Linked DNA regions of Homo sapiens: region 1 is linked to region 2. A link is an interaction called in ENCODE POLR2A ChIA-PET data of the cell type or tissue named here. Cell type or tissue: OCI-LY7. All regions are shown on one strand. Each heading gives the region's core, and the rest is flanking DNA. Links, peaks and the distances in the headings are about the cores only.

Evidence for each region. Peaks named below come from ENCODE experiments on the same cell type or tissue, not always from the same donor. Only the 100,000 strongest peaks of a DNase experiment are listed, where the experiment ranks them.
Region 1: POLR2A ChIA-PET joins it to region 2 with 8 read pairs; 4 of 35 experiments call an interaction of 5 or more read pairs at or near these places.

Annotation. Positions count from the first base shown.
Region 1 is chr6:89,707,118-89,723,768 of GRCh38, reverse strand. It overlaps MDN1 (midasin AAA ATPase 1), which reads left to right. Exons shown (of 102, transcript NM_014611.3): 39 at 150-257; 40 at 626-814; 41 at 4,544-4,633; 42 at 4,739-5,002; 43 at 5,142-5,403; 44 at 6,960-7,119; 45 at 8,000-8,116; 46 at 9,018-9,226; 47 at 10,473-10,621; 48 at 10,983-11,194; 49 at 11,513-11,733; 50 at 12,975-13,088; 51 at 15,141-15,273; 52 at 16,293-16,408. Among named protein-coding and RNA genes, the nearest start is that of LYRM2, 77 kb to the right of the region's middle. RefSeq lists an enhancer at 2,106-2,607. In OCI-LY7, for the core only: no CTCF peak of the experiment used is centred there; no DNase peak of the experiment used is centred there.
Region 2 is chr6:89,824,400-89,841,050 of GRCh38, reverse strand. It overlaps CASP8AP2 (caspase 8 associated protein 2), which reads right to left and starts at 11,171. Exons shown (of 10, transcript NM_012115.4): 1 at 10,945-11,171. RefSeq lists an enhancer at 11,482-11,671 and a silencer at 11,772-11,821. In OCI-LY7, for the core only: no CTCF peak of the experiment used is centred there; a DNase peak (open chromatin) is centred at 5,750; H3K4me3 peaks cover 395 bases; H3K27ac peaks cover 1,478 bases.

The sequences.
Region 1 (16,651 bases), core at 7,213-9,712, 120 kb after region 2:
AAAAAAAGAAATTTCTATAACTGAAAATTATATTTCTCATGTATTGTTACTTGGTATTAAAGATTTTGCATAATAAGACATGGTAGTCATTTCTAGTGTTTGGTAAAGAGAAACAAAGGCATTTCTTCATATTATTTTTGGATTTCTAGGTCTTCGTTGATCCCCTTACAGTAATTGACATGGAGTTCATTGCCAGTACTTTGTTTCCAGCCATTGAGAAAAATATTGTTAAGAAAATGGTTGCTTTCAATAACCAAGTAAGTACCTACACGTATTGGTTTCTTTTTTTTTCTGGCTGTATTTGAACCAGTATTTTTTCAACATAGAGTTCTACCAAATTATCAGGATCTCTAACTAAAAAAAATTACTTTGAATTCTACAGGTTTCTAGTGGAAGGGACACTATGTAGTGGAGGCTTCCAGTAATTCATTTCTGTATTGTGACTACCAGTGTTAATGCTTAGAGGATAAGCCAGGCATTTGGAAGTCTTGAGAAAGAGGCTCTGAATCAAGCCTGTTAATTTTTGTTTCAGATTACATATGCTTTTGTAGTACATTCCTAGTACTTAATGCAGTGCCTAGTAGTAAGCAGGGCATGTTTCCCAATCAGGATGTTTTCTTTCTAGATTGATCATGAAGTGACTGTTGAGAAGAAATGGGGGCAAAAAGGAGGACCCTGGGAATTCAACCTCCGGGACCTTTTCCGCTGGTGTCAGTTGATGCTGGTTGACCAGTCCCCTGGGTGTTATGATCCTGGTCAGCATGTGTTTTTGGTCTATGGTGAAAGAATGAGAACCGAAGAGGACAAAAAAAAGGTGAGTTTCACGCTTGGTATTTGTATTTCTTTCCATCTGAAAGTTGATTTCCTGTGGGTGAGAAAGGACATACACTAATTGCAAGCCTTTTTTTTTTTTTTTTTTTTTGAGACTGGGTTTCACTCTTGTTGCCCAGGCTGGAGTGCAATGGCATAATCTTGGCTTGCTGCAGCTTCACCTCCCAGGTTCAAGTGATTCTCCTGCCTTAGCCTCCCAAGTAGCTGGGATTACAGGCATAAGCCACCAGTTCCGGCTAATTTTTTGTATTTAGTAGAAACGGGGTTTCACCATATTGGTCAGGCAGATCTCTACTCCTGAATTCAGATGATCCACCTGTCTCAGCCTCCCAAAGTGCTGGGATTACAGGCGTGAGCCACCACGCCCGGCTAGCAAGCCTGTTAAAGCTGCTTCAAAATTTAAAAGTTAAAAGAACAGACTAAACGTTCTCCTACCTTGGGGTCTCACAATATAGAGTAGCTTGCTTTAGAGGACATAATTTGCTTATCTATCCAAATCCCCATGATCACATACCTTAAAGCAGTATTGCCCTCCAGTAGTAAAGAACTAAGTCTTCACCATCTTTACAGGCACCAAGGTGAGAAGCAGGAGGAGGCAGACAGGTGATACTCCGTAGAAGAGGAAGTTTTTCTGTTTTGTTTTGTTTTTAAATAAATGTCAAATTACAAAGCATTTTGTCTAGAAAGTATAATCGTATAAAGAGAGAATATTCTGTGTTTAAGTGAAAATAAAAATACCTGTTTGTAAAACTAGAATTCCCACTGTAAGGAATTGTAATAACGTGTGCATTTTAGTTTGTGGTATTTAAAATCCTGTCTCGCTGAATGCTCACAGTAGCTATAGGCAGGAGGTGCTGTCATGGCATCTTACAGGTGAAGATCCAAGGCTTAAAGTTATGGAGTGTCACAGGTAGCAGAGCCAGCTTTCCAGTTTAGGCCCTCTCCAGTTTGTCTGCTGTTTCCTTCTAGTAAACTTCACTGTTTGAAAATAAATGAATAGATACATAGATGCATGCACTAGAAGCAGTAACCTCCTTGTTGAAATGTGAACATGTGGCTGGCCCATAGCACATGTGACTTTCACAGCCCTTTCATTCTGCTACCCATTCTGTTTGTTCTTATTTTTTTTCTTTTTTTGGATTGCAAAAATTTATTAAAATTGGAGACATTGTTTTAATCTTCTTGTGCCATGAGACTCCATCAGGCGGTCTACAAAGACCATTGGGAGGCTGAGGATCACTTGAGCCCAGAAGTTTGAGGCTGTAGTAAGCTTCAAAGGCCGCTGCACTCCAGCTTGGGTGAGGCAAGACCCTTTCAAGCAGTAAGCTGCATGCTTGCTTGTTGTGGTCATTAAAAACCCTAGTTTAGGATAACAGGTCTGCCTGCATTTCTTCAAGCATGAATTCTGAGTTCTTTGCTTCTTTAAAACTTGCTCCACACAGGGTAGTCAAGCCAACTCTCCATACCTTTAAAAGGTATGACAGGAACTGTCTTCATGTCCTTACCCAAGCAAGCCATCCACGGATAAAAACGTTACCAGGAGCAGAACCGTTAAGCTGGTCCAGACAAGTTGGACTCCACCATTTCAACTTCAGCTTTCTGTCTAATGCCTGTGTGCCAATGGCTTGAGTTAGGCTTGCTCTTTAGGACCTGGGAAGAAACAATTCAGTAGCTATTCTCATCCCTCCTTTGGGACAGAACTGTCCATAAGGTGCTATCCAGAGCCACACTGCATCTGCACCCAGCACCATACCTCACAGGAGTCGACTCCTACCTCGAAAAGCTGTTCTTATTTTTTTTGAGGCAGGGTCTGACTTTGTTGCCTAGGCTGGAATGCAGTGGCACAATGCCGGCTTAATGTAGCCTTGACCTCCTGGGCTCAAGGGATCTTCCCACCCCAGCCCACTGATAAGCTGGGACTATAGGCACATGCCACCAAGGCATGGCTAATTTGTTTTTACTTTTAATAGAGATGTGGTCTTGCCGTGTTGTCCAGGCTGGTCTTGTACTCCTGGGCTCAAGCAATCTTCCTGCCTCAGTCTCCCAAAGTGCTGTGATTACAAATGGAGTGAGCCACTGTGCCCGGCCACCCAGAGCTTCTTTAGTGTGGTATTCAGAATCTAATTACACACTAACTCATTTATCATACGTAGGTGACTTTCAATCATTTGATTAGGAGAAAGTCTTAGTAGTTTTTAACAGCTTTATTGATATATAATTCACATAATCAGCTAGTATTTTAATTTCTTCATCCACTTATAGTATATTAATTATGACCAAAACACATGCCAGTTGTTGAATGATTGATTAGTCAGGTGCTGGGTCATTGTGGTATGTGGAAGTTTTCCATCACTCTTCCAATTCAAGGTTATTGTAATGGACCTTATAGGTGTTTTCTAGCGGGGGAGACAAGGTCAAGAAAAATAATGTTATAGAAGGATAAAGTCTGTAAAAGCTAGAAGAGTCCAGTTGAATGGAATTTTGATTTTATAAAGCTAAACCAAAGAGCTAGATTGGGAATTTTTTTTTTTTTTTTTTGAGATGGAGTCTTGCTCTGTCGCCCAGGCTGGAGTACAGTGGCGTGATCTTGGCTCACTGCAACCTGGGTTCAAGTGATTCTCCTGGCTCAGCCTCCCGAGTAGCAATATTTGTAATTTTAACCCTCTGGTAGAACATCAGGGGTTGGAGATTATATACTTTAGTGTGGAACATGAGGTCATGTATCACCTGGACTCATAGGTAGGTGACAGGAACACTTTCCTATGCTGCTTTTAGTCTCACAGTCCAATGTTTGACACTGATTATGATTTTATCTATATTATTTTTATTTTTTAACTTCATTGTAGTATTCAATTATGTAAGTATTGCTGCTTTTTAGAAATACTATTTTGTATACTTTATTTATTTTTTTTCTGGCTTTAATTTTCCCTACTTCTGTGGGCTAAATTAATGTTTTTTATATACCTCTATCCGCCCCCCACCATTACTCTTAGATTTTTTAGAGATCCAAAATAAAAGAGTCAACAGAACATTTTCTAATAGCATTACTGCTAATGAAAGGATAACAATGTAAATAATTGGTTAGAGGAATAAATTTGGTTTTCATATCTACATAAATGTTTGGAGGGATAACATGTTTTTTGGAGGCTGACTGGCTTAGATTTAAAATCGGTCACCAACCATGGGCAAATTCTATAACTCTTGTGAGTGCTGTTGTCTATATAAAATGGACATGGTAACTATTTTGCATGGGTATAAAGATCAGAAATAATCTACCAAAGTACTTAATACAGTGTTTGGTACATAGGAGGTGGTTAATGAATGGTCATTTTTCTTTATAATCTTCGTATTACTGTTCTATCCTCTTTTTAGGTAGTATCTTCAATGATGAAAGCAAACAACTCTTTTTTTGTCTCTAGATTTCAATACTACAGTGTCCATGGCTTCAATTTAATTTATGGTGCATTGTTACTGGAATCTCAGATAGTTTGGAATATGACTGCTATGTTCTCAATCTCAAATTTACTTTCATTCCAAAGAATTAAATAAATGCAGTCAATCCTTTTTATAAGAGAAAATTCAAAAGGATAAGGGAATTGTGGCCAGTGTTTTTAGAATAGTGACTCTTATCACTGTGCTTGTTTTCTAGAAAGTTTGCCTAAGAATTAGGTGGAGTGATTTGTGTTTTCATTGCATTATCTTCTTCCTTTAGGTCATTGCTGTATTCAAGGATGTGTTTGGTTCAAATTCCAACCCATACATGGGAACCAGACTATTTCGTATCACTCCCTATGATGTTCAGGTAAGGAGACTAGGATAATCCTCTATCCTTTGACATTTTTTAATGGTTTCTTCTGCTCCCACTACCAGGCACGCTTATGGAAATCTCACTGGCATGTCTTTTCAGTTGGGCTACTCAGTCCTTTCCCGTGGGAGCTGTGTTCCTCACCCGTCCCGCCATCCCCTGTTGCTCCTGCACCAGTCATTCCAACCCCTGGAGTCAATCATGAAGTGTGTGCAGATGAGCTGGATGGTCATCCTGGTCGGGCCAGCCTCTGTGGGCAAGACCAGCCTGGTCCAGCTTCTGGCACACCTTACTGGCCACACATTAAAGATCATGGCTATGAACAGTGCAATGGATACTACTGAGCTGCTGGGTGGATTTGAGCAGGTAACCAGTCTGCCTTCATATTTTCTGGCAAAGCATAATAAACCCCGTGGTCTGACTGAGAGTCTTCTGAGTTGGTGATGAGTACAGATAACAGTATTCTCTGACCCTATGATGAGTTCATGTCCTCTGGAAATTACAGGTTGATCTTATACGACCTTGGAGGAGGCTGCTAGAGAAGGTGGAGGGAACTGTAAGGGCACTGTTAAGGGATAGCCTCCTTATCAGTGCTGATGATGCAGAAGTAGTGCTGCGAGCCTGGAGTCATTTTCTTCTGACATATAAGCCTAAGTGTCTTGGAGAAGGTGGTAAAGCTATCACGATGGAGATTGTCAACAAACTAGAAGCAGTGTTATTGCTTATGCAGCGACTCAACAATAAAATCAACTCATACTGCAAGGCAGGTATGTATATTTGGATCTCTGTATCAGGAACTTACCATTGCTTATATTGTGTCCATTTACACGTAATAGATTTACAAATGTTTTGTATTAATTTAGTAATTATTAACAATCAGAACTTGTGGGAAAGTTTGACCTAGAAAGTAAAATGAAGCTGAGGTAAAGTATTCAGAATAGTTGATCCTGAAAAATCAAATAGGAAAAAAATTGGTTACGTTGCTTTATGGTTTATTTTGTGTGTAATCACCTATAATGATAAAACAGCATGTAAAACTTTTATTATTACTGGCTATTTTTTTACTCAATAATTTCTCAGGAAATTGAGCATTTTTAAACTGAAGAATAGGAGTCTGAATTCATAGGATGTGTTTATTCATTTGTGTGGAGATGGAGGAAATATATCATCCTGTATGCCATCCAATTAACATGGAAATTTCTCTCATTTTGTGGTGCCACTTTCAGAGTGGTGGTGAGCATGCTCTTAGGGAGGATTCAACCTAAAGGCCCACAGGCTGGGTCTGTCACTATGCTTGTCATTCTTTATTTCCAAAGCCTGCTTGTAACTGATTACAAAGTGTTGATTCCTTATAGCCGAAGAAATCAGACATCCCACTTCTTGGCCAGCAAACATTTTATCTGTGGCGGTGGGCCACTCATTTACTTTCTTCATTGTTGATTTGATCTGTCATTTCTCACTTTAAGCCTGCCATTTGAACTTGAAATCCTTTACTCATTCACTCTAATTATAAAAGATATCCGATGCAGTCATGTGTCATATATTTTTAAATGGGTATTGTAAAACTCACCATTGAGTTATGAATTTCTATTATAAACACTATACTGAATATATGTACTTTTAATCACCGTGACAACACTGCATTATAGGAAGGATTATCTACATCTAATAGATGAGGATGTGAATATTCAAAGAGACAAAATTACTTGCCTACAGTTTTACAGTTAGCAAGTGGTTGGACTATGGTATGTTAAGTCTAAACCTCGTTACTCCCTCATCTTTAGAAGTAGAAATCCAATGTGTATTACCTTGTGATATGAAAAATGGTCATAAAACAGTTTCCAACCAAAAAGATCAACTGAAAAATTTCGAGGGAAGGGCTATATAAACTATAAAGCATTTGGCAAGTAATTACCAGTTATTACTATATTACTATAATCATATGATATGCTCATTATAAAGGAAGCCCAGTTTGCACTGTGTGAAGTTATAGCACTTTCATTTAGTATAAATGCACTGATAGGTGGGAAACGTCCTCCTTCTGCCATTTGAGAAACCGTAATACAGAAAAATCATTTGCCACCTCTATCACCCTAGAGTCAACCCTGAGTAGCTATTAATACAGAGAGCCATTAAAACGTATTTTCTGTCTTAAACTTAACTTTCCTATCTGTGTTTAAACAGAAGCAAAACATTCTTCTATTTATTCTTTTATGAAATCTTAAAAACCTTGGCTAGAAGTATCAAGCTTCCTTTTCATAAACTTAATTCTTTGTTTGAAGTTAAGTGCTGTGGATGGTGATTCTTCCCTGTGACATTTCAGAGTTTGCCAAACTTGTTGAAGAGTTCCGAAGCTTTGGTGTGAAGCTTACGCAGTTGGCCAGTGGCCATAGCCATGGCACATTTGAATGGGTTGACAGCATGTTGGTTCAGGCCCTGAAGTCTGGAGACTGGCTTCTGATGGACAATGTTAACTTCTGCAAGTAAGAACCTTATGCCTAATCAGTGGTCCAACTTGAAATTTGGGATATGCTTGTCAAAGTAGAAACCCAGATAGAAGTGCTGGTATTTTGAAGCTACTGTTTTTCTTAATTACGCAAGCGTCCTCAGCCATATTCTGTAGACTTCTCCCTGTGGTGAACAGTGGTAATTCGTCATCAGACAGTTATAAGATTTCAGCTCTGTATGATAATTTTCAGCCAAAGCAAAGGCTAACAAAATTGGATTATTTTTCCTGGCAATGTCCTTTGAGTTAGGCCTTTTAATTTAATATCAGAAGTCTTCCTTTTGTTAGGGTTTCTTCAGTGCAGTTTTTTCTAATGCAGGGTCTGACACAGGGCAGGCATTTATTAAATGGCCATCAGTGATGCAGCAATTCAACCATGTATCATTCTTGATCTTGCAGTAAGGTAAAGGACAAGTGTGAAACTATTGTACATATACAGTTAACATAGAAGCTACTACAAGTTAGATGATGACTATTTCTTCACGGAGCATTTATCTGAATGTTACAAATTGAAATCCAGCTGCCTTAAATGGATTTGATAATGTTGAGGGATGGGGGGCAGGAAAGGAAAAAGTGAAAAGGTTATAGTGCAAGGAACTTATCATTTTCTTTAATTTCATTTATTCAAAAATATCTTGTGTATTTACTGTGTATAAGGCCCTGGGCTATGTGCCTAGGGAAGCGAGAAGGAAAATCAATGGGGAATCTACTTTTGAAAGAGATCACTGTTGTATCTGGGTGAATGATTGTGCCGAAAGGAAATGTGAGTCAAAAGCATTTGGAGCCCCGTGCATGGAAGGAAAGAAGAGTCAATGCAGCATGTCAGCCTATCCACCATCTGAATTCTGTCTCTGCAGCCCATCAGTGTTGGATCGTTTGAATGCTTTGCTTGAACCCGGAGGTGTCCTCACTATTAGTGAGAGAGGAATGATAGATGGATCCACTCCCACGATAACACCAAATCCCAATTTCAGGTATTTGTATCTCTTACATTTCTGCCTCAGAATCTGACAGCCTCAGTAGCAGAGGTAGACGTTCAGTAGGACTTCCTTATATATTTTATTTATAAACTGAATCATGGAGAAGTTCACCCATTTATTAATTCACTTAACAAATACTTACTGAGGCTTTACTATTTGCCAGGCATTGCTGGGCTCTGGAAACACAGCATAAACAAGAGGGGCAAGGTCCTTGCCTTGCATTGGTGACGAAGGTGGGAAGCAGAGATACCAGTCATGATCCTTTTGCAGTAATTTAGGCAACACATCACAGTGGCTTAGATGAGGGTGGTCAGATGGGTTGGTTTGCTGATGGACATGTGGGTTGAGAAAAAGAAGAATCAAGGATGACACCTATGTTTTTGGCTTGAGTAACTGGGTAAATGGGGTTGCCATTCATTGAGAAAGGGAAGACTGGTAAAGGAGCAGGTTTAATGTGGGGAGGGTCTACCGGGAATCAGCTGTTTACTTTCAGACATACATCAGAGGTGTAAGATAACTAGATGGAGATGTTGATGGGCATTCAATATATGAATCCAGTTGTTTCAGGAGACTACACTTGCTTCCTGTTCTGCTGTCTGTAGGTGAGTTAGAATAATGAATTAGTACAGCCTACTCTGGGGAATATCTGAAGGTTAAATTTTTAAAGTTCTCAGCACTAAAGGTACACTGGATATATCATACACAGTTCCTTAGGAAAGTAGGTTTAGAGAAAATCTTTTGCTATATTGATGCATGCTAGAAGTAAAAGATCCTTGGTGTGAATTCTGTGACAATGAGCCACATAGGATTTGCCCTCACTGACTGATGCTGAGCTACACCTTTGGTTGCACTGGGATTTAAAATCATTTTTTTCTTTGAATTGCTATTTTTCTAGACTTTTCCTCTCGATGGATCCTGTTCATGGAGATATATCCCGAGCTATGAGGAATCGTGGACTTGAAATCTACATTTCAGGGGAAGGGGATGCAAGCACCCCAGACAACCTGGATTTGAAAGTTCTGCTGCACAGCCTTGGATTGGTGGGGAACAGTGTATGTGACATCCTCTTGGCTTTACACACAGAGACCCGGAGCACTGTTGTAGGTGAGGTGCTTGACTTTTGGGCCTTTGCAGAGTTTTAGTCTTCAAGAAATTTATGTCATTCCATTGGACTGCTCATCAAAGATTTCGTACATTTAGTGTATATAGAAATTATCAGGAAAGCTTGTTAAAAATGTGGATTTCCAGACACCCCAAGAGATTGGGTTCAGCAGGGCAGGGCAAGGCACAGGAATCAGTATCTGAAAGACGCTTCTTATGTCATTCTGATGCAAGTAAGCAGAGGCTAACCCTCGAGTAATTCCACTTTACGCACTGAGGTTTATGAAGTTTGCCCATCATTTCTCCAGGGTCATCAACAGCCTCTTGAAGTTGGAATAAAGAGGAAACTTTGAGTTGTTTAAAGCAGACAGGTGTTACTTTTTCTAAACTTTCAATTACACAAAAAGGAACAAGATAATAAATGAAGTATTGCTTGTTGGATAACTACTCTGTGTTAGGTACCATGCAGATTGTTTATTTAATCTTTTTTTTTTTTTCTTTTTTTTTGAGACAGAGTCTCACTCTGTCGCCCAGGCTGGACTGCAGTGGCGTGATCTTGGCTCACTGCAAGCTCCGCCTCCCAGGTTCATGCCATTCTTCTGCCTCAGCCTCTCCGAGTAGCTGGGACTACAGGCACCTGCCACCACGCCCGGCTAATTTTTTTTTTATTTTTAGTAGAGACAGGGTTTCACTGTGGTCTCAATCTCCTGACCTCGTGATCCGCCCACCTAGGCCTCCCAAAGTGCTGGGATTACAAGCGTGAGCCACCATGCCCAGCTGTTTATTTAATCTTTACATTAGTTCTGCAAGGCATATGTTTTCATTTTTCAGATAAGACTCAGAGAGTTTGAGTAATTTATCAGTTAATAATAACAGCTGGAATTTGCAAATAGGCCTGTTGGATTTCAAATCCCATGGTCTTTTATGAGGTTACACTCAACTTGCCACCTTCAGTGTGTGTCAGCATTAGATTAAGGATATATGTGACCAGACTTTATCACATCTATAAATGAGTCCCCCATAATAAACTACAGACAGCCATAGAGAAACAGGGGAGATAGGAATACAAAGGTTCCTACAGGTCCTTTGTGCCCTCGGAGGACTCTAGAGTCTACTTGGAATGTTTTGTAAAGTAAGTATTTGGGTGGGGTTGACAGGAAGGAGGTTTGATGGGAGGGCAGAATTTATCCATTTTCATTGGAGATTTTAAAGACTCTATTGTTTATAGATGGCAATTTTTTTTTAATAGGTTCTCCAACATCTTCTGTATCAACTCTAATCCAGACAGCCATACTAATTGTCCAGTACCTGCAGCGAGGGCTGAGTTTAGACAGAGCCTTTTCTGAAGCATGCTGGGAAGTATATGTCTGTTCCCAGCATTCACCAGCAAACCGGAAGGTACTATGAAGTATTGCAGAATGTTTCTAAGTTGTAATACCCTACATTCTTGAGTACGAGGAAATTATTTTTAAAGGTGGCAACCCAGTGACCTAAGAGAGTTGACCACTGCAGTTTGCTCTAATAGAGATCTGGTATCCAGGTACTTTTCTGGAAAATAGCTTGAATGTAAATATTCCTTTTTTTTTTTTTTTAAACTTACATGTCATCAGGAAAAGTAGAATTTGACTTGTGTTTTTCATTGAAGAGTGTATTAAAAGTTGTTGTGAGGTGGTCGCATGGACTATTATTACTTTGCTGGTTTTTGGGGAATATCACTTTTATGTTGGTACCACTGTATTGTGTTTTTGTCTCCTACCAGCTTGTACAGGCTTTACTGGAGAAACATGTTTCTTCTTTGCGAGCACATGAAACCTGGGGAGACTCCATTCTTGGCATGGGACTGTGGCCAGATTCTGTGCCCTCAGCTCTCTTTGCTACTGAAGATTCACACCTGTCTACAGTCCGAAGAGATGGACAGATCTTAGTATATTGTCTCAACAGGATGAGCATGAAAACCAGCAGCTGGACAAGGTCAGTGGAGCCTTCAGCTTGTGTCTCTGGTTTCTTGGCTGGTTTTTATTTTTGCTGGAAATGGTCAGGACACAATATATTTAACTGGAGCATTCTGTGGCCATTTATTGTGTAGCTGTCATAGTTTTATTGTTCATTGTGATATTGCTCCCTATTGATTATTTATTAGGTATGTTTTAACTTTCTTCCTCTGTGGGAGACTCTCCTTTTCTCTCTTACCTTTGATCCAATATTTGTGAAAGAGGTTTTCTCAGTTATTTGGAATGTGAAATAAAAGGTTATTCTAGTACTGAGTTTGTTCATTCAAATGAATTTCAGGAGTCAGCCTTTTACCTTGCAAGACTTAGAGAAAATTATGCAGTCCCCCAGCCCTGAGAACCTGAAATTCAATGCAGTCGAAGTGAATACTTACTGGATCGATGAACCAGATGTTTTGGTCATGGCTGTTAAATTGCTCATAGAAAGAGCAACCAATCAGGATTGGATGCTCAGAGTTAAATGGCTTTATCATTTAGCCAAGAATATACCGCAGGGGCTTGGTGAGTAGAACAGCTTAATTTGTCCACTGATGTGATTTATATACACTTATGCTATTTAAGTGCCTCAGCAGCTGTGTTAATCTGTGACTACACTGTTAAAATTACAGTTGGGAGGTCTCCTAGGAAGAAATTTGTGGTCTAGCATTACTGTTAAGGAGCAAGTCTGCCTGTAGATGTGTCACAAGATAAACTTTTGTTTCCATGTTATCCTTAGCATTTCAGGATATAGTCACCTTCCTAACAAATTCAAAAGGAAAGCATACTGTATTATTTTACTTTTTAGTTTTGAACATCTGCTTTTTGTGCTGTACTACTGCTACAGAACCATTCTATATGGGAAAGGTATTAGTTTTGATAAATGCATTTCCTCTAAAAGTATATAAGATTCTAATCTTATTTTAGTTCCAGTGCTCCATGTTGTCACACTTGGAGTTGTCCCTTGGTATCTGTGGGGGATTGATACAAGGACTCTCCCTCCCCCACCCAGGGACATCAACATACGTGGACGCTAAGGCCCCTTATATAAAATGGGATAGTATTTTCATATACCCTACACACATCCTCCTGTATGCATTAAATCATCTCTGGATTACTTATAATACCTAATACAATGTAAATGCTATGTAAATAGTTGTTGTAGTACGTTGTTTTAAAATTTATATTATTTTTGTTGTATTTTTATTTTTTGTTTTTTTAAATTTTTGAATATTTTTGATCTGTAGTTGGTTGAATTCCACAGATGTGGAACCCTCAGATATGGAGGGCCACCTGTACTTTCTTTGTAGTTCTTTCGTTTTAAGAGAGGACAAAGCAACAATAACAACATTGCTTGAATTGTAAAGTACAGAACATGGAATTTGTTGGTGGAGATTAAGTAATTGAGTTTACATGAGCCTTTCTACTTCATGAGAATTTGTCAATAAGCCCATGGATGTTTATAATATTTTGTAACACATGTGGTCATCTGTCTAAATATATGTAGAGAATTTTTATAAATATTTTTATCTGTATTGTCCTATATGATAGCCACTAGCCAGCCAGAGAGGGCTACTAAAATGTAAATGTAGATTAGATTTAAAAAAATAAAAAATCCAGTCCTTTAGTTGCACTGGCCACATTTCAGGTCCTCATATGTGACTAGTGGTTATTCTATGCAGCTGTAGAACATTTTCATCACTGCAGAACGTTCAATTGGATAGCACTGCTTTAGAGTCTAACACTGGTTTCTCCTTCCTCCACAGAGTCCATACAAATTCATTTGGAAGCCAGTGCTGCATCTCTCAGGAATTTTTACTCACATTCCCTCTCAGGTGCAGTCAGTAATGTTTTCAAAATATTACAACCAAATACAACAGGTATGCACTTTTGATTTCTAGCTCTCAGCACTGTTTTGGAAACTTATCTTTTGACTTTATGGGGAAAAGATCTGACCTGTTAGAGGTCTCAACATAACGGTATTTTTTAGAAGACTCATGATATGCAGAAGCAAATTCTCCTTCTTTTTTTTTGAAATTTCTTTTTTTTTTTTTTAAAGGGACAGGGTCTTACTAAGTTGCCCAGGGTCTTCTTGATATTCTGGCCTCAAACAATCCTCTTGCTTTGGTCTCCCAAACTGTTGGGACTAGAGGCTTGAGCCACCATGCTTGGCCTGAAACTATCCATTTATCCTCCAGCTTCTGAAGGAGGCTGATGATATGCCATGGAGTAAAAAGAATCTAGGAGTTGGAACACTAGGCCCTGGTACCAACTCTGCCACAAACTGGCTTGGTAGATTTTTGGCTCATCATTCACTGTCTCTGCCTGTGTTTAGAAACTAGGGGAATTAAGCTCTTATTTCTCTGAGGTGCCTTCCACCCTTAGCTTTGTGTTGTCTACCAGTATCGTTAGTAGGAAGAGTTTCAAACCACGAGATATTTGACTTAAAGGAAAGTTACACAGGGTCATTTAATTTAGGAAAATATAAACCTTTAATGATAGATGCGGTGACTTGTACCTGTGGTCCAGCTACCTGGGAGGTTGAGAGAGGAGGATTGTGTAAGTCCAGGAGTTTGAGGCTGCAGTGAGCTGTGATAGTGCCACTGACTGCATTCTAGCCTGGGCAACAGAGCCAGACCCTGTCTCTGAGAAAACCTTGATGACGAAGTTATAAAACCATAGTGATAACAGAAATAGACATCTAAGATATCTGATCAAAGGAAGTATTCAAGATTAATTTTTTTTAAATAAGGAGTGAGAGAATAAACATTTCCTAGAACAGAGTAATATTAACTTGATTGGCACAAGCATTAATGAAGAAAATGGGCATTTTCACAACACCAGATTTAAAATTTTCTACCTCCATCTTCATTTGATGTTGATCAAAATATACCACTGGCCATTTGGTTTAGAAGAAAATATGCATGATGCTTTTGTGCTAAATAATTCCTTTATGTGCACTAAAGATCATGGAGTGAATGGGAAGAAATCAAACAATAGAGAAAAATACTTTGCTAGTCAAGTTGTGGCTGAACTAAGGCATGGCTTTCCACTATGAGAGGATTGTAACTTTTACAAACACAGTTCTACAGTAGCAGCTTTCATTTTCAGCAGGCATCGCTTGTCCTCTGTTGGAACACATTAGCTCCAACTGTCCTTTTCAGTTTTGTAGCCCTTTTATCTTACTGAGTGTTGGAATATGGGTTCCCTCCTTAATGTACCTGCTGTTCACAGTATGTCCTGGGTAGTCTGGGTAGTCTACTATATGGTGGATGCTTTTAAAACTTAAAGTGCTCCACTGAACCGTCCTGCCAGCCACCTTCAAATTAATGTTACCCTTTTTTGTGTCTTGCCTCCCTTCCTTGGGTTTTCACAACTTCTGGAGAATGTCAGTCTCCTCCTGCTGCTTCACAGAAGTTGTGTCAGGTGTGAGCCAGAGGATTGTGGGGCAGCAGCAGCCACATTCTGATTATAGAGAATTTGTTTTTAAGTTTAAAAAACTGCATTGTTTTCTTAATGAAAACAGATAGTGAGGTGTATTTATTCATTTTCTGCCATGTACGTATTTTTTTTTTTTTTTAAGCTAATGGTGACCACTGTGTAATTTAGCCCATGGATTAGTGTGATCTCAGGAAGTGAATTCATTGGTTGGAATGTTGTATTCTAGTAGGGATTACCTTTATATCCTGCATTGGGATGAACTTTCAGGACATACAGATACTTTGCATTTGGTAAAGATAGAGTGTAAAAGCTATTAAACCCTGCTATTCTAGTATTATGGGATGAAACTCATGGTATTTACTGGTTCAACCTCTTCCCCATCATGATTCAATGTGCTCAAAGTAAAACAATGAAAATATTCAACTGAAACTTCCCAGGCAAGGAGTTTCTCCAATATTTCTGATTTTTGTTTTGTTCTGTTTTTAAACTAGATGAATTTGTGATCCCTCTGGATCCCCGATGGAATATGCAGGCTCTGGACATGATTAGAAATTTGATGGACTTTGACCCACAAACGGACCAGCCTGACCAGCTCTTTGCCCTTTTAGAATCAGCTGCAAACAAGTAAGTGAAACCTGCTGCTCTGGGCACTGTTTGCCTCACTGGCTTCTCGGATTATACCTTTCCTAAGAATCTGTCAAATAGCTTATGTGTGTTGAATTTTGTGAACCTGAGAAGTTGTGGGGTGTTGGACATGATTGCCTTTATCATACGATAATCATATTTTCTACTGTTTTCTGTTTTTTGTTTTGCTTTTGAGACAGGGTCTAGCTCTGTCACTGAGGCTGGAGTGCAGTGGCATAATCTTGGATCACTGCAACCTCTGCCTCCTGGCCTTAAGCCATCCTCCCACCTCAGCCTCCCAAGTACCTGGGACTACAGGTACATACCACCACACCTGGCTAATTTTTGTACTTTTTTGTAGAGACAGGGTTTTGCCATGTTGCCCAGACTGGTCTTAAACTTCTAAGCTCAAGTGATCCACCTGCCTCATTCTCCCAAAGTGCCGGGGTTATAGGTGTGAGCCACTGTGCCCAGCCTGGTTTTTGTTTGATTCCCAGCAGCTCCTCCCATTTTCACCTACTTGTTTTTACTTGTCTCTTCCTCAGCAATCTCTCTGTCCACATCATTTCCTGTCCTCAAATGTTGGAGACATAATAGCACCTCCATACTTATGTACACACTCACATATGAATTTACTTAATTTTCAAAGTGAATCCACAAGTATAGTGTGTACCTCAGAGGGTGCCTTGCAAGCTACCAGCCCCCTACTCCTCTGCTCCACCAACTCCTCCATTTCTACCATGGCCACTTTGAAGAGTTCACGGTGCAGTTTGTCAGATCGTGACAGACCAAGGCCTGGGAGTCTGCCTAGACCCAGCTTTCTCCATCCATCGATCTTTCCTTTCACCTTAGTAGTTGTCACTTTCATCTCCATCTCTTTAGTCCAAGATTTGCAGAGGCAGGAGAGGAATGGCAGGATGAAGGACCCTGATGTTCCAAGTGTTCCAGCAAATAGAGGATATGATTGAAAATGTTATTAACCGATAGCTATTTGTTACGTTTTTTGAATCTCATTCCAGGACAATCATATATCTTGACCGGGAAAAACGGGTTTTTACTGAAGCAAATTTGGTTTCTGTTGGTAGCAAAAAGCTAAGAGAGAGTGTTTTGAGAATGTCCTTTGAATTCCATCAAGGTAAGAACATTTACCTTTTGTGTTCTCTAATTAAGCATCTGATTGCATAATGTTGCTAAAGTTGAGAGGCATATTCAGCAGCTGCTGTTGTTTACTGGTTTCTTTTAATCTGCTGGCCTGATTTTAAACATGTCCCCTTACTCAATAGTAATGACTAACATTTACTGAGCACTTACTTTGTGCCAGGTGCTTAGCTAAATGCTTTTTATGTGTCCTTGATCTCATTTACTTTTTGTAGCCACC
Region 2 (16,651 bases), core at 4,324-6,823:
TTCTTAGCTTCCTAGGCTGTAGGAAAAGGAAAAAAGTAGTTAAAGGGACTGTGACAGTTATGCCTCTCAATTCCAAATCCATCCTTCTGTGATAATGGAGCTAGGCCTTGTAGATATTTCTCCTTTGCTAACTGGCACAAGGTTAAACCTTATCAGCAGAATGGTGGAGGAACACTGGAAGAGGAAGGGGGATTCTTTCCCTAGTTTCAGTGCATCTGGCTAGCAAAGCTCCTACAGAGCCTGCTGTCTCCAGCATTCAGTTCCAGCAGGGCGGTTTTCCACAGGCTCACTTCCTGTACATTAGGCTCCTATTATGATTGGCTCCTGCAGAATACGGCTTCCTCCTGCTAGGTTCATGGAGAGGGCAGCTTCTCCAACTCATAGATCCTTTAGCACCCAGGAGCTTCCCCATACACCTCCTCTGGCAGATTTAGAACAGAGTAAGACACTTAGCAACGTCTCCACCATCCAGTTGACCCCCCAGCAATGCTCTTTCCATGAGGTCTGGATCCCATCCTTAGAGTGAAGGAACACAGCTCTTCTTTGGATGATCTATCAAAACCCTAGAGGTCATAGCTGCTTCCTATATCTTATATTCCTATATTTTTCAGTTATTCTTTAACTATTACTTGACAATTACTAGTTACTTCAATCCTGTCAATAATTCTTTTTTTTTTTTTTTTTTTTTGAGACGGAGTCTCGCTCTGTCGCCCAGACTGGCGTGCAGTGGCGCAATCTCGGCTCACTGCAAGCTCCGCCTCCTGGGTTCACGCCATTCTCCTGCCTCAGTATCCCGAGTAGGTGGGACTAAAGGCGCCCACCACCACGCCCGGCTAATTTTTTATATTTTTAGTACAGATGGGGTTTCACGGCCTTAGCCAGGATGGTCTCGATCTCCCGACCTCCTGATCCGCCCGCCTCGGCCTCCCAAAGTGCTGGGATTACAGACGTGAGCCACTGTGCCTGGCCTTTTTTTTTTTTTTTTAATTTTTTTTTGGGACGGACTCTCACTCAGCCGCCCAGGCTGGAGTAAGTGGCGCGATCTCGGCTCACTGCAAACACTGTCTCCCAGGTTCAAGCGATTCTCCCGTCTCAGCCTCCACAGAGTAGCTGGGATTACAGGCACCCGCCATCATGCCCGGCTAATTTTTGTATTTTAGTAGAGACGGGGTTTCACCATGTTGGCTAGGCTGATCTTAAACTTCTGACCTCAGGTGATCCGCCCGCCCTGGCCTCCCAAAGTGCTAGGATTACAGGCCTGAGCCACGGAACCCGACCAATAATTCTTTATACTAAACTTTCCCTTTCAAATTAGTATGTGGTTTTTGTCTACTGACTGGACCCTGACCGATACAGATAAGTAAGTCACAATAGGCCGGGCGCAGTGGCTTATGCCTGTAATCCCAGCACTTTGGGATGGATGGTGGGTGGATTGCTTGAGGTCAGAAGTTCGAGACCAGCCTGACCAACACAGTGAAACCTCCTCTCTACTAAAAATACAAAAATTAGCTGGGCGTGGTCGTGGGTGCCAATAAAGCCAGCTATTCCAGAGGCTGAGGCAGGAGACTCACTTGAACCCAGGAGGCAGAGGTTGCAGTTAGCCGAGATGGCACCACTGCACTCCAGCTTGGGCAACACAGCGATTCTGTCTCAAAAAAAAAAAAAATTGTTACAATAGAGATTTTAACATACTTTTCTCTGATGATCAAGCAGTTAAAGAAATTTAAGGATATAGCTCTGAATAGAAAATTGACAGGTTTGATCTGATAATTTTATAACCCTGCATACCACAATTAAAAGAACTTACACTACTTTTAAGCACATTTATAAAAATTGTCTATGTATCAAGCTGCAGTGCAAGTTTCCACAAATATCAAAGAAATGTTTCCGTCTAGCCCAATAAAATTCAAAGTTAACAATGCACTTTCAAATTTCCCTGTTCAATTGGAACTTAATAAACATAGGTCAAAGAACAAATACTAATGGAAACTGGGAAAAAGTACAGAACTGAATAACAATGAATACAACACAGAAAATTCATGGGATAAAACCAAAATAGTACTTTTAAAGGCAAAGTTACAGTACTAAATGTATAGGAAGAAAGGACAAAATATTAATGAGGCCATCAATCACCTCAAGAAGTCAGAAAAAGAACAAAGTAAACCCAGATAAATAAAAATATAACCAGCAAAAACTAACAAAAATAAACAAGCACTAGAAAGATCAATAAAAATAAATGTTGGCTCTGTCAAAAGAGAAATAAGCATATCTATGGCAAAACTAATCAAGAAAAAGAAATAAGGCACAAACACCACAAATTTTAAAACAGTTAGGCCGGGCACAGTGGCTCGTGCTTGTAATCCCAGCACTTTGGGAGGTTGAGGCGGGAGGATCATTTGAGCCCAGTTCAAGACCAGCCTGGGCAACATAATGAGACTCTGTCTCTAAAAATAATAATAATAATAATGAAAAGTTAATCTGTTCCAGACAACAGAAAAAAACTATTTGTGAATAAGCAAATAATTTTTTGAGGCGAATACAACCTCAATTTCAAAACTGGTTGGGCCGGGCGCAGTGGCTCATGCCTGTAATCCCAGCACTTTGGGAGGCCGAGGTGGGTGGATCATGATGTCAGGAGATCGAGGCCATCCTGGCTAACACGGTGAAACCCCTTCTCTATTAAAAATACAAAAAAATTAGCCGGGTGTGGTGGCAGGCACCTGTAGTCCCAGCTACTCGGGAGGCTGAGGCAGGAGAATGGCATGAACCTGGGAGGCCGAGGTTGCAGTGAGTCGAGATCGCGCCACGGCACTCCAGCCTGGGCGACACAGTGAGACTCCGTCTCAAAAAACAACAAAAAACAAACAAACAAAAAAACTGGTCAAGAATAGGGCAAAACAAAAAAACTACAAGACCAGACAACTACAAGCCAATCTTTCTTATGAACATAAACAGAAATAGCCTTAAAAAAAAAAATCGGCCTGTCATCCCAGCACTTTGGGAGGCCAAGGTGGGTAGATTGCTTGACGTCAGGAATTCGAGACCAGCCTGGTTAACATGGTGAAACCCCGTCTCTATTAAAAACACAAAAATTAGGTGGCCATGGTAGCACGCACCTGTTATCCCAGCTACTCAGGAGGCTGAGGCGGGAGAGTAGCTTGAACCTGGGAGATGGAGGTTGCAGCGAGCCAAGATTGCACCACTCTCCAGCCTGGGCAACAGAGCGAGACTCCGTCACAAAGAAAAAAAAATCAACCAACTGAATCCAGCAAGATATTAAACGAAAAAGCACTACAGACAAGTGAGATTTATCCCAAAAATGTGAGGATGTCTAACATTAAAAAACCAATTAGTGGGCTGGGCACGGTGGCTTACGCCTGTAATCCCAGCACTTTGGGAGGCTGAGGCAGGCGGATCACGAGGTCAGGAGATCGAGACCATCCATCCTGGCTAACACGGTGAAACCCCATCTCTACTAAAAATACAAAAACAAAATTAGCCGGGTGTGGTGGTGGGCGCCTGTAGTTCCCGCTACTTGGGAGGCTGAGGCGGGAGAATGGCATGAACCTGGGAGGCGGAGGTTGCAGTGAGCTGAGATTGTGCCACTGCACTCCAGCCTGGGCGACAGAGCCAGACTCTGTCTCAAACAAACAAAAACAAACAAACAAAAAAACAATTAGTGGCCAAGTATGGTAGCTCATGCCTAAATCCCAGCACTTTGGGAAGCCTAGGCAGGCGGGCAGATTTGAAGTCAGGAGTTCAAGACCAGTCTGGCTAACACGGTAAAACCCTGTCTCTACTAAAAATAAAAAAAATTAGCCAGGTATGCTGACGCACACCAGTAATCTCAGCTACTTAGGAGGCTCAGGCACAAGAATTGCTTGAGCGTGGGGAAGGCGGAGGTTGAAGTGAGCCGAGATTGTCACACTGCACTCCAGCCTGGGCAACAGAGCAAGACTGTCTCAAAAAAAAAAAAATTAGTGGCTGGGTGCCAGGGCTCAGTGGTTCACACCTGTAATCCCAGCACTTTGTGGGCCCAGCACTTTGTGGGGAGGCCGAGGTGGGTGGATCACTTCAGGCCAGGAGTTCGAGACCAGCCCAGGCAACATGGCGAAATCCCATCTCTACAAAAAATACAAAAATTAGCCAGGCGTGGTGACACACTCCTATAGTCCCAACCATACTTAGGAGGCTGAGGTGGGAGGATTGCTTAAGCACAACCAGGAAGCAGAGATTGCTGTGAGCAAAGATCAAGTCACTGCACTCCAGCCTGAGTGACAGAATGAGACCTTGTCTCAAAACAGACAAACAAACAAATGCTAACATTAATAAACACATTCCTGTAGGTACAAACTCACCAAGTCCAAAACAAGAGATCATCTTTCCATCCATATCTGCTCACCTCCTCATTTCTCTAATTTCTTGGAGTAGCACTAACATTCCCTAACAGACTACTGATTTACTGATGCTACCTCTGAAATATTTCTCCCATTTATTCCCATTCTTGCCATTTCGATTTGTTTCAGGACCCCACTATAGCTACCTAATTATTTCCCCACTCCAAATACATGCTACGCACAACTACTGGGTTAGTTCTACCGCAATCCTGCTCAAAAACTTTCCGTTACTTCCCAATTTCTATAAAGTACAAATTCCTTATCCTGACTGGGTGCAGTGGCTCATGCCTATAATCCCAGCACTTTGGGAGGCCAAGGCAGGTGGATTACGAGGTCAAGAGATCGAGACCATCGTGGCCAACATGGTGAAACCCTACCTCTATTAAAAATACAAAAAAATTAGCTGGGCATGGTGGTGCATGTCTGTAGTCCCAACTGCTGGAGGCTGAGGCAGGAGAATTGCTTGAACCCAGGAAGGGGAGGTTGCAGTGAGCCGAGGTTGTGCCACACAGCTAGACTCCATTAAAAAAAAAAAAAAACTTCCTTATCCTGACATAGACTGACACCTACCATTCTAGCTCCATTATTCACTATCTCAAGGTTTCCAAAATCCCAAGGTTCAATTAAATTAGGCTCACATTGGCGAACACTTCTTGACACGATCTCCCCACATCTGTTCCCCACCACATCTGTCTATAAGTTCACAATCAAGTATGGGTGTGAACACCTACAGAATAGAACATGGGAAGGCAAGATCAGAATGTGAGAATAAAGTTTAGGAAGTCACAGGCCCCGAGGCTGCAGTGAGCCAAGATCGTGCCACTGCACTCCAGCCTAGGTGACAGTGAGACTCTCTCAAAAAAAAAAAAATAAAGGTCAGGGGATGTATTATGTGATTAAGATACTTGGATTCCATCCAGAAGGGAATGGGGGAACCAGTGAAGGTTTTTAAAGTAGGGCAATATAATGATCAAATCTGCATCTTAGATGTTTAACTCTGGCAAGAGTCTGGAAAATATGAGTGGGAAGGGAGATAGAAAAGGCTACCAAAACAAAGCAGAAGACAACGAGGTGTCACTGTAAGTTCTTAGTAGTGGAAATAAAAATAAGAAACAGATCTTGGCTGGGCACGGTGGTTCATGCCTGTAATCCCAACATTCTGGGAGGCTGAGGCAGGAGGACTTCTTATGCCCAGGAGTTCAAGACCAGCCTGGGCAACACAGTGAGACTCCATATCTACAAAAAAAAGAAAAGTTAGCTGGGTGTGGTGGCACATGCTTCCGGAGGCTGCAGTGAGCTGTGATTGCACTGCTGCACTCCAGCCTGGGTCAAAGAGCGAGACTGTCTCAAAACCAAACCAAAAAACCCACAAAACACTAAAAACAGATCTGAGAGGTAGTCAACAAGATTTAATGGAAAGTGTATTCAAATGGACAGTCTTCCCCCATTTCAAATTGTTCTTCAAACCTCAGCATGAGTTGTCTTTTAAAAATGCAAACATGATCGTGTTCCCAACTCTGCTTAAACACTTCAGTGCTTAGGCTGGATGTGGTGGCTCACGCCTGTAATCCTAGCACTTTGGGAGGCTGAGGCAGGCGATCACCTGAGGTGGGTGATCATCTGAGGTCAGGAGATCACCTGAGGTCAGGAGTTCGAGACCAGCCTACGTCATCTCTACTAAAAATACGAAAATTAGCCAGCCGTGGTGGCGCATGCCTATAATTCCAGCTACCTGGAAGGCTGAGGCAGGAGAATTTCTGGAAGCTGGGAGGCGGAGGCTGCAGTTAGCCGAGATCACGCCACTGCACTCCAGTCTGGGGGACAGGAGACTTCGTCTCAAAAGAAAAAAAACAAAAAACAAAAAAAACCCCACCAAAAAGCCCTTCAGTGCTTCCTGCTGATTTCAGGATAAAAAACAAATTTTGAGGCCAGGCGCAGTGGCTCACGCCTGTAATCCCAGCACTTTGGAAAGCCGAGGTGGGCAGATCAACTTTGTTCAGGAGTTCGAGACCAGCCTGGCCAACACGGTGAAACGCCATCTCTACTAAAAATACAAAAATTGGCCAGACATGGTGGCACACACCTGTAATCCCAGCTACTTGGGAGGGTGAGGCAGGAGAATCACTTGAACCTGAAAGGAGGAGGTTGCAGTGAGCCGAGATCATGCCACTGAACTCCAGCCTGGGCAACAAAGAGAGACTCCATCTCAAAAAAAAAAGGAAATATGCACTTTTTTTTTTGAGACAGAGTCTCACTCTGTCACCCAGGCTGGAGGGCAGCGGCACAATCTCTGCTCACTGCAACCTCTGCCCTCCGAGTTCAAGCGATTCTCCTGCCTCAGCCTCCTCAGTAGCTGGGATTACAGGGGCCTGCTGCCGCGCCCAGCTAATTTTTTGTATTTTTAGTAGAGACAGGGTTTCACCATCTTGGCCAGGCTGGTCTTGAACTCCTGACCTTATGATCCACCCGCCTCGGCCTCCCAAAGTGCTGGGATCACAGGCGTGCACTACCGCACCCAGCCCTATATATACACTTTTAATGTGTAACTTTTGTATGCTGAATGGTACTTTTTTTTTTTTTTTGCTTTTGAGGGAATTAATAAGATATAATTAATTGTGTCTTAACTTTTGAAAGAAATTTTTAGATGGAGGCAACTGGGATGTTTGTGATAATAGATAAGAAAGACACCACTGACCTGTAGTTAAATTGGTTTGAATTGCAGATATTCATTATTGAATTTATTCCTGTTTTCTCATACTTTAGAAAAGACACCTGAACAATAAATGAATCCTGGATAGTGTACTGTCCTTCAAACAATGAAGTGATATTAATACTTGCCTGCAGGAGATGCATACTACAGGAGAGAACCCTTAGACTATGTCAGGCCACACTATGAACCTCCCCCCACCTGCCTTTTTTCTCCTTTATGTTTCTGTTACCGTACTAACATTGTGGATTAACGACACTGAAATTCTGCATAATGTGAACAGGATAAACTATTTATAAATCGAAAAAAAAAAAAACAACACAGGGCTTCTGCAGGGAATATTCTTTCCTCAATATTCTACTTTCACTTAGCTCTTCTTTGATATTTTGCTTAAGCCATTTTGAGTCTCCCCTGTCCACCCTCTCTTCCCACTAAGTCAGGCCCTCTGTTATATACTCTTACCCCATTGTGTCCTTTCCCTACATGACCTCTTCTTGAAGTTCATGATTCCATTTTTGTGGGATTCCTGGAGAAATGTCCATCTCACCCAATGGACCACCCAATGGTTCTCCATAAAGATTAGGACCATCCCTGTTCTGTTCCCCAGCTCTCACTGTATCCCCAGCTCTCAGCAGGCCTAGCAGAATGGCAAGTAATAAAAGAATATCTGTTGAATTAAAGAAATACCCAATTTGTTAAAGATGATTCTCATGTTTCTAGCTTTGGAGGACAGTCATGCTTTAACTGCAATGGACAACCAGTGAAGTCATGTTGAGTTATCTGTAGGACATCCAGATAAAGATGTCTAACAGCAGCTGGGGGTGGTGGCTCATGTCTGTAATCCCAGCACTTTGGGAGGCCAAAGCAGGTGGATCACGAGGTCAGGAGTTCAAGACCAGCCTGACCAACATGGTGAAACCCCGTCTCTACTAAAAATACAAAAAAATTAGCTGGGCGTGGTGGTGCGCACCTGTAATCCCACACTCGGGAGGCTGAGGCAGGAGAATCGCTTGAACCTGGGAAGCGGAGGTTGCAGCGAGCCGAGATCGCGCCATTGCACTCCAGCCTGGGCGACAGGGCAAGACTCCATCTCAAAAAGAAAAGAAAAAAAAAAAAGGCCGGGCGTGGTGGCTCATGCCTGTAATCCCAGCACTTTGGGAGGCCGAGGCTGGTGGATCACCTGAGTTCAGGAGTTTGAGACAAGCCTGGCCAACATGGTGAAACCCCATCTCTACTAAAAATACAAAAATTGGCTGGGCGTGGTGGCATGTGCCTATAATCCCAGCTACTCCGGAGGCTGAGACCAGAAGAATCGCTTGAACCTGGGAGGCAGAGGTTGCAGTGAGCTGAGATCGTGCCACTGCATTCCAGCCTGGGAAACAGAGCAAGACTCCGTCTAGGGGAGAAAAAAACAAAAAACAAAAAGATGTCCAACAGCTGGAAATGTCATACAGAAAAGGCATGGTAGGTATTATGATTTGGGACTCATCAGCACCTTAGTGATACGTGAGATTACACTCTTGAAATCATATAGGCCAGTGATTCTCCTGGAAGGAGAGGAAGGAGAGGAGGAAGAAAAATGTATCAGAATCTCTTGGAAAATGGGTCTTTTTCACTTTTCCTCACCTTCTCCCATTTGAGGATCTCGATATATGAGAGTTGCTACCGACAGAAGTGATGCACCTGTGAAAGTGTAGAGGCAAAATTTTCCAAGTTGAGAACTATCATGCTGAAAAAGAGTTTGTATTGGGAGGCCGAGGCAGGCGGATCACCTGAAGTCAGGAGTTCAAAACCAGCCTGGCCAACATGGTGAAACCTCATCTATACTAAAAATACAAAAATTAGCCTGACATGGTGGCACACACTTGTAATCCCAGCTACTGGGGAGGCCGAGGCAGGAGAATCGCTTGAACCTGGGAGGTGGAGGCTGCAGTGATCTGAGATCGTGCCACTGCAACTCCAGCCTGGGTGACAGAGTAAGACTCTGTCTAAAAAAAAAATGTTTGGCCGGGCGTGGTGGCTCAAGCCTGTAATCTCAGTACTCTGGGAGGCTGAGGCGGGCGGATCACAAGGTCAGGAGATCTAGACCATCCTAGCTAACAGGGTGAAACCCGTCTCTACTAAAAATACAAAAAATTAGCCAGGCGTGGTGGCAGGCGCCTGTAGTCCCAGCTACTCGGGAGGCTGTGGCAAGAGGATGACATGAACCCGGGAGGCGGAGCTTGCAGTGAGCCGAGATCGTGCCACTGCACTCCAGCCTGGGTGACAGAGCGAGACTCCGTCTCAAAAAAAAAAAAAAAAAGTTTGTAAGCAGATTTACTCATGCATAATCTTTTCTGGGACAATTCCAATGGATTCAGATGTGAAAGCAAAGTAGACAGGAGAAGGATCACATAGCCTTTCGTTATAGGCAGTCTGAAGGAAGTTTTCTTTTTAAAATTGAGAGAATGTGGCTGGGCGGGGTGGCTCACACTTGTAATCCCAGTACTTTGGGAGGCTGAGGGCAGTCTGATCACTTGAGCCTAGGAGTTCGAGACCAGCCTGGGAAACATGGCAAAACCCAGTCTCTACAAAATACAAAAATTAGCCAGGCATGCTGGTGCACACCTGTAGTTCCAGCTACTTGGAAGGCTGAGGTGGGAGGATTGCTTGAGCACAGGAGGTCAAACCTGTAGTAAGCCGAGATCTTGCCATTGCACTCCAGCCTGGGCTATAGTCTCAAAAAAAAAGGAAAAAAGAAAAAGAAAAATCATTACGAAACTGAGAATGTGTCCTTAATGTAGACGCTAAAAGACAAAAAATAAAATTTAGAGAAAAACACAAGCATTTGTAGAGAAAAACAGGAAAAAGCCAGAGAAGACAGTGTATTTTTACACTCATGGGAAAGGCTAATACAGCAAGACCCCAGAAGAAGAGGTAAGGGGCAAATACTAACAAAAGCTATCATATACGGCACATTTACTATGTTCCAGGCACTAACCTAAATGATCTAAATACATTATTCACTTAGTTTAAATCCTCCCCAGAGTTCTATGAGGTCCATATTATTCTTTTCCCCATTTTACAGATGAGGAAAACACAGACGATCAAGAAATTTGCACAAGGCAACCACCTGGTAAGTGGCAGAGCTGAAATTAGACCCCAGGTCTGTCTGTAAAGCAAGATGGCCAAAATCAAGAATATTCAATACAATATAAATGTTTTTGGAAAGAAGGCCATCTCTTGTAAAACGGAACGCCAGGAAAAGATAATTGGAGGGCATAGCGGGGATAGGAAGGGAGATGGGAGAATCCCTGCCATGAAAGCCTCTGTCCCCCTCCAGTCAAAGAGGCGCTGAGGGAGATGGGGGGGAAAGGCCTTGAGGAGAGGCGAAAGGTTTGCTGCTGGAGGTGTGGAGAATGGAAAAAGACCAAGGAAGAGTCGAAGAGTCAAAGACAACTTGATGCCTGAAGCACAAATGCTCAGCTCCTACGAATCCTACATTCACATCTGAGTTAGGGCCTACTATGTGCTAGGAATGAATCTAGGCGCTGTAGAAATGAAAAACTTATTTAGGCATGTTGGTTTGATGCCTAAATAAACATTTCAGAAACAATCAACATCAATGATCACCTGACACTCCAGGAAACCCATTTCTCCAAAGAACTCCATCCGAAAGATTTTAAGAGTATATTCCAAGGAGAGACTGGATGGTGGGGGGGAGGGGCAGGACGAGAGGCCGAAGGGACAATTCCTGGGCGCGCCCACCCATAGTCCCCGCCCAGACCCTCTCGAAGGACCACAGAGGGACGCAGGGTGCAAGCCCTGAAGCTGCACCGGGGGCGGAGGGAACGTGGCTACCTGCGGCCAGACGTCAGGCGCGGCCCTTCCCCGACCTACTTGGCCGCTCCAGATGGACTCCCTCCGACTCTCTGGTTTCCCAGGGGCAGCCGACCTCCACTCGGGGGACTACCGCGCCATGCAGCCTCTTCCTTAGCAGTCCCTCACGGACCGGGCCCCTACGACAACTTACCCGCCCTGCCCGGCCCAAGACAACCCGGTTCCTTTCTGCCCACCGAGGTCTCCCTGGCATCTCCACCAATACCAGAGCGCTATCAGGGTATGGAGGCGGGACTGAGTGCCTACGGCCAATCATATCAGACGCAAAGCACGTCGCAGCGCCCACAACTAGTTCCCGCCTTTGGAAGGGAAAAAAAAAAACACGGTTGGCGCCAAACTCCAGTAATCTTCCTAGGGCTTTAAGAGAGAGGGGCGGGGTGTAAGGTGGCGGGGAAGGCGATGGGGCGGGGCTTCAATAGGAAGGGGCTGACCTGAGTGGAGGTAGGGGCGTGGCCTGAGAGAAGCTTTTTAGTGAAAGACAGGAAGCCTTGAGAGGTCTGTCATTTATTTAATACTTTATCTTAAAATTCTGCTGTCAGCTGCGTGCGAGACAAAGTGCTGGGCTCGATTACGATGAATAAATTTGTTCCCTGCCCTCAGACGCGTTCCTGGATGATAGGCAGACAAACAACTTAGCTTCGGATGTTGGGAGCCTTAAGGAGGGGATACTAGTCTAGCGGGGCAGGAGAGAGAAGAGCTTTTTACAGGGTGGAATACCTGACTTGCCTTATAGAACCTGTAGGAATGGGGGGTGCCGGTAGGTCTAGCCTCAGGAGCTCAGCCTGAGCATTGATAGGTGCGAAAATAAGGCCACCTTCCTCGGCTACTTATAGTCTGCCTATATTCATCCCTACCCATTTCCTCGTTTGTCCACTTAGCTTTTTTTTTTCTTTTTGCTTTCAGACAGGGTATCGCTTTGTCGCTCAGGCTGGAGCGCAGTGGAGCGATTTCGGCTCCCTGCAACCTCCACCTCCAAGGCTCGAGAGATCCTCCCACCTCTGCCTCCAGAGTAGCTGGGACCATAGACGCGAGCGACCACCACCCCTGGCTGTTTTGTTTCGTTTTGTTTCTGAGATGGAGTTTCACTCTTGTTGCCCAGGCTGGAGTGCAATGGCGCGATCTCGACCCACTACAACCTCCGCCTCCGGGGTTCAAGTGATTCTCCTGCCTCAGTCTCCCGAGTAGCTGGGATTGCAGGCATGTGTTACCACGCCAACCTAATTTTTGTATTTTTAGTAGAGACAGGGTTTCGCCATGTTGACCAGGCTGGTCTTGAACTCCTGTCCTCAGGTGATCTGCCCAGCTTGGCCTCCCAAAGTGCTGGGATTAAAGGCGTGAGCCACCCACGCCCGGCCACCCCTGGCTAATTTTTTAAAATTTTTGTAGAGATGGGGTCTTGCTATGTTGCCCAGGCTGGTCACGAACTTCTGGGCTCAAACAATCCTCCCACCTCAGTCTCCCAAAGTGCTGGGATTACAGGTGTGAGTCACTGCACCTGACCCCATTTAGTCTTAACTGCCATATCAACCAATTTATTTTTATTTTTATTCTTTTTTTTTTTTTTTTGAGACGGAGTTTCACTCTTGTCACCCAGGCTGGAGTGCAGTGGTGTGATCTCAGCTCACTGCAACCTCCGCCTCCGGGGTTCATGCGATTTTCCTGCCTCAGCCTCCCAAATAGCTGGGATTACAGGGGCCTGCCTGGCTAGTTTTTTGCATTTTTAGTAGAGATGGGGTTTCGCCATGTCGGGCAGGCTGGTCTCAAACTCCTGACCTCAGGTGATCTGCCCGCCTCGGCTTTCCAAAGTGCTGGGATTACAGGCGTGAGCCACCGCGCCTGGCTTTATTTTTATTATTTTTTTAGAGACAAGGTCTCAGTCTGTTGTCCTAGCTGGAGTGCAATGGTGTGATCATAGCTTACTGCATCCTCAAACTCCTAGGCTCAAGCAATGCTCCTACCTCAGCCTCCCAGGTAGCTGGGACCACAGGCACACAACACCACACTCGCCTTTCTTTCTTTCATTTTTTTTTTTTTTTTTTAATATAGACAGGGTCTCGCCATGTTGTTGCCCAGGCTCGTCTCCAACTCTTGACCTCAAGCAATCCTCCGACCTCTGCCTTCCAAAGTGCTGGTATTACAGGTATGAGCCACTCCACCTAAGTTATGTATTTTTATTTGCACATATGCATGGCTTTTTTTTAATTAATTAATTAATTAACTTTTTTTTTTTTTTGAGTTGGAGTTTTGTTCTTGTTGCCCAGGCTGGAGTGCAATGGGGCGGTCTCGGCTCACTGCAACCTCCACCTCCCAGGTTCAAGTGATTCTCCTGCCTCAGCCTCCCAAGTAGCTGGGATTACAGGCACCTGCCACCAGGCCTGGCTATGTTTTTTGTATTTTTAGTAGAGATGGGGTTTCACCGTGTTGGCCAGGCTGGTCTCAAACTCCTGACCTCAGGTATTCCGCCCGCCTCGGCCTCCCAAAGTGCTGGGATTACAGGCGTGAGCCACTGTGTCTGGCCGGCTTTAATTTTTTTAATAAGAGCTTTACTGGGATATAATTTACATACTATATAATTCACCCAAATAAGTTGGGTGTGGGAGGGTGTTAGATACACAGTCTGCCTCTGTCACCCAGGCTGGAGTGCAGTAGCACAATCGTAGTTCACTGTAACCTTGAACCCCTGGGCTCAAGAAATCCTCATGCCTGGGCCTCCCAAGGTACTGGAATTACAGATGTGAGCCACTGTGCCTGGCCCCAATTAAACTGTTGAGTTTTCAGCACCATAAGACAGGGTGAGAAAAATAAAAACTAAATTAATTAATTACTTTTTGAGTTTGTATTTTTATAACCTTTCACTTTTGAACCATGTAACTGTTTCACATATTCAAAGACTGAGTTAAATCAGAAAGAAAAAAATCCTAAAATGGAAAATTATTTGAAAAAGTTAAACTGTAAAAAGAGAGAAATGTAACCATAGAGAAAATAATTCCTTGAAGTGACATTTAAACATAGTGCTCTAATTATTGTGAGACAAAGTAAAAAGGGTAAGAAGCCATTTTGCTCATTTCTGCTTGCCATCTAATTTCACAAAGCCCCTCACTCTGTGAGGAAGTGCAGCTCTCTGAAAAGATGCTTTGAAGGCAAACCAGGATAGTGCACACAGCCCCCAACATCTCTTGCCTGAGTCACTATATTGCTTAAAGGAGGAATATGGACGTGCGCAGTGGCTCACGCCTGTAATCCCAGCACTTTGGGAGGCCGAGGAGGGCGGATCACGAGGTCAGGAGATCGAGACCATCCTGGCTAACACGGTGAAACCCCGTCTCTACTAAAAAATACAAAAAATTAGCTGGGCATGGTGGCGGGTGCCTGTAGTCCCAGCTACTAGGGAGGCTGAGGCAGGAGAATGGCGTGAACCCGGGAAGGGGAGCTTGCAGTGAGCCGAGATCGCACCACTGCACTCCAGCCTGGGGAACAAATCGAGACTCCGTCTCAAAAAAAAAAAAAAAAAGAAAGGAAAGGAGGAATATAGTGCCTTTTCCTACACATGAGATAACGTCTGATAGGGTTAGTGATTATGCCTCTGAAATCTATAACTAGATGTACTCCTGCACCAAAACTTTAATGTGATTTTGCACATACTGAACCTCCACCACAGGTATATAAACAGTGGGCTGAAATACTGTGCTGCAGCAGTCTGACAGAACTCTGAAGGACAGCTCCTGGGCTGTAGACCTCAGTCTATAGTCCTCGGTACGACTATAGACTGAATAAAACTAACATTTTTTTTGAGCTGGAGTCTGGCTCTGTCCCCAGGCTGGAGTGCATGATCTCAGCTCACTGCAATGTCTGCCTCCCAGGTTCAAGCAATTCTTATGCCTCAGCCTCTTCAGTAGCTAGGATTACAGGCGTGCACCACTATGCCCAGCTAATTTTTGTATTTTTAGTGGAGACTAAAATACAACATGGTGAAACTCTGTCTCTACTAAAAATACAAAATTTGCCGGGTGTGGTGACGCATGCCTGTAATCCCAGGTACTCGGGAGGCTGAGGCTTAAAACATAAACTTTCTCAGTGGATTTATTGACACAGATAACAGTCTGTTAAGTGAAAAAAGTTGTCTTGGAGTAGCTCTCTTCCTGGTACAGATAGCTTTACTAACAGAAATTTCCTTTGTGAGTATAAATTTCCTTTGCAAAAGGGTAAGTTTATACTTTATTTTAGGCAATTGGGGAGGTAAAGACGTTTCACTGAGTTGGCTGGTTCTGATTTTTCTTTACTTCAAAATAATCAGTATGTCAAAATGGTCTGTTTCGGGGTTGCACGTTCTGAACCTCTTTAACTTAATCAACAAGCAAAAATTTCTTACAGTTCTAGAGGCTGGGAGATCCAAGATCAAGGAGCCAGCAGATTTATTGTCTGGTGAGGGCTCCCTTCCTGGCTTGTAGATGGCCACCTTCTTAGTGTATCCTCCCTTGGCAGAGAGAGAAGGGACTCTAGTCTTTCCCTCCCATTATAAGGGCAATAATCCTATTATGAGGACTCTATCCTCAAAACCTCATCTAAATCTAATTACCTCCAAAAGGTCTCACTTCCAAATACCATCACACTGGGGTATTAAGACTTCAACATACGAATTTTGGAGGTTCACAAACATTTAAATCATTTTGCCATTTCTTATAATTCACAGTTTCCCCTCCCATACTTTTTTCTTAAATTTATGTCTTGAAAAACCTGAGTTTTTGATCTGTAGAATCTTTCACAGTCTGAGTTTTTCTGATTATAAATTCATGGTGCAGCTTAACATATTCTATCATCTTCATTTTAAAAAATCGACAGCTGGGGCCAGGCACAGTGGCTCACACCTGTAATCCCAGCACTTTGGGAGGCTGAGGCTGGCGGATCACTTGAGGCAAGGAGTTTGAGACCAGCCTGGTCCAACATGGTGGAACCCTGTCTCTACTAAAAATACAAAAATTAGCCAGGTGTGGTGGTAGAAGCCTGTAATCCCAGCTACTTGGGAGGCCGAAGCAGGAGAATCGCTTGAACCCAGGAGTTGGAGGTCACAGTGAGCTGAGATTGCGCCACTGTACTTCCAGGCTAGGTGACAGAGCAAGGCTCCATCACCCCCCCCAAAAAAAAAAATTGACAGCTGGATCAGAGGTTTGATCCTTTTGGTAAGACTATAGGTAGCATTATGTTCTTTCAGCAAGAGCTATCTAAAGTCTGGTTTTTTTTGCCCCTTTTGCTATGTTAGCAGCCATTGATACTTAATGCCAAGATTAATGGATTAACTGGGAGTTGCAAAATAGTGGTATTCTAATTTTGTCAATTCTTTTTTTTTTTTTTTTTTTTTTGAGACAGTCTCGCTTTGTTCCCCAGGCTGGAGTGCAGTGGCACGATCTCTGCTCAGTGCAAGCTCCGCCTCCCAGATTCATGCTATTCTCCTGCCTCAGCCTCCCAAGTAGCAGGGACTACAGGCGCCCACCACCACGCCCGGCTAATTTTTTGTATTTTTAGTAGAGACGGGGTTTCACTGTGTTAGCCAGGATGGTCTAGATCTCCTGACCTCGTGATCTGCCCTCCTCGGCCTCCCAAAGTGCTGGGATTACAGGCGTGAGCCACCACACTGGCAATTCTTTTTCAAATTAGGTGGACTATTCTCAGG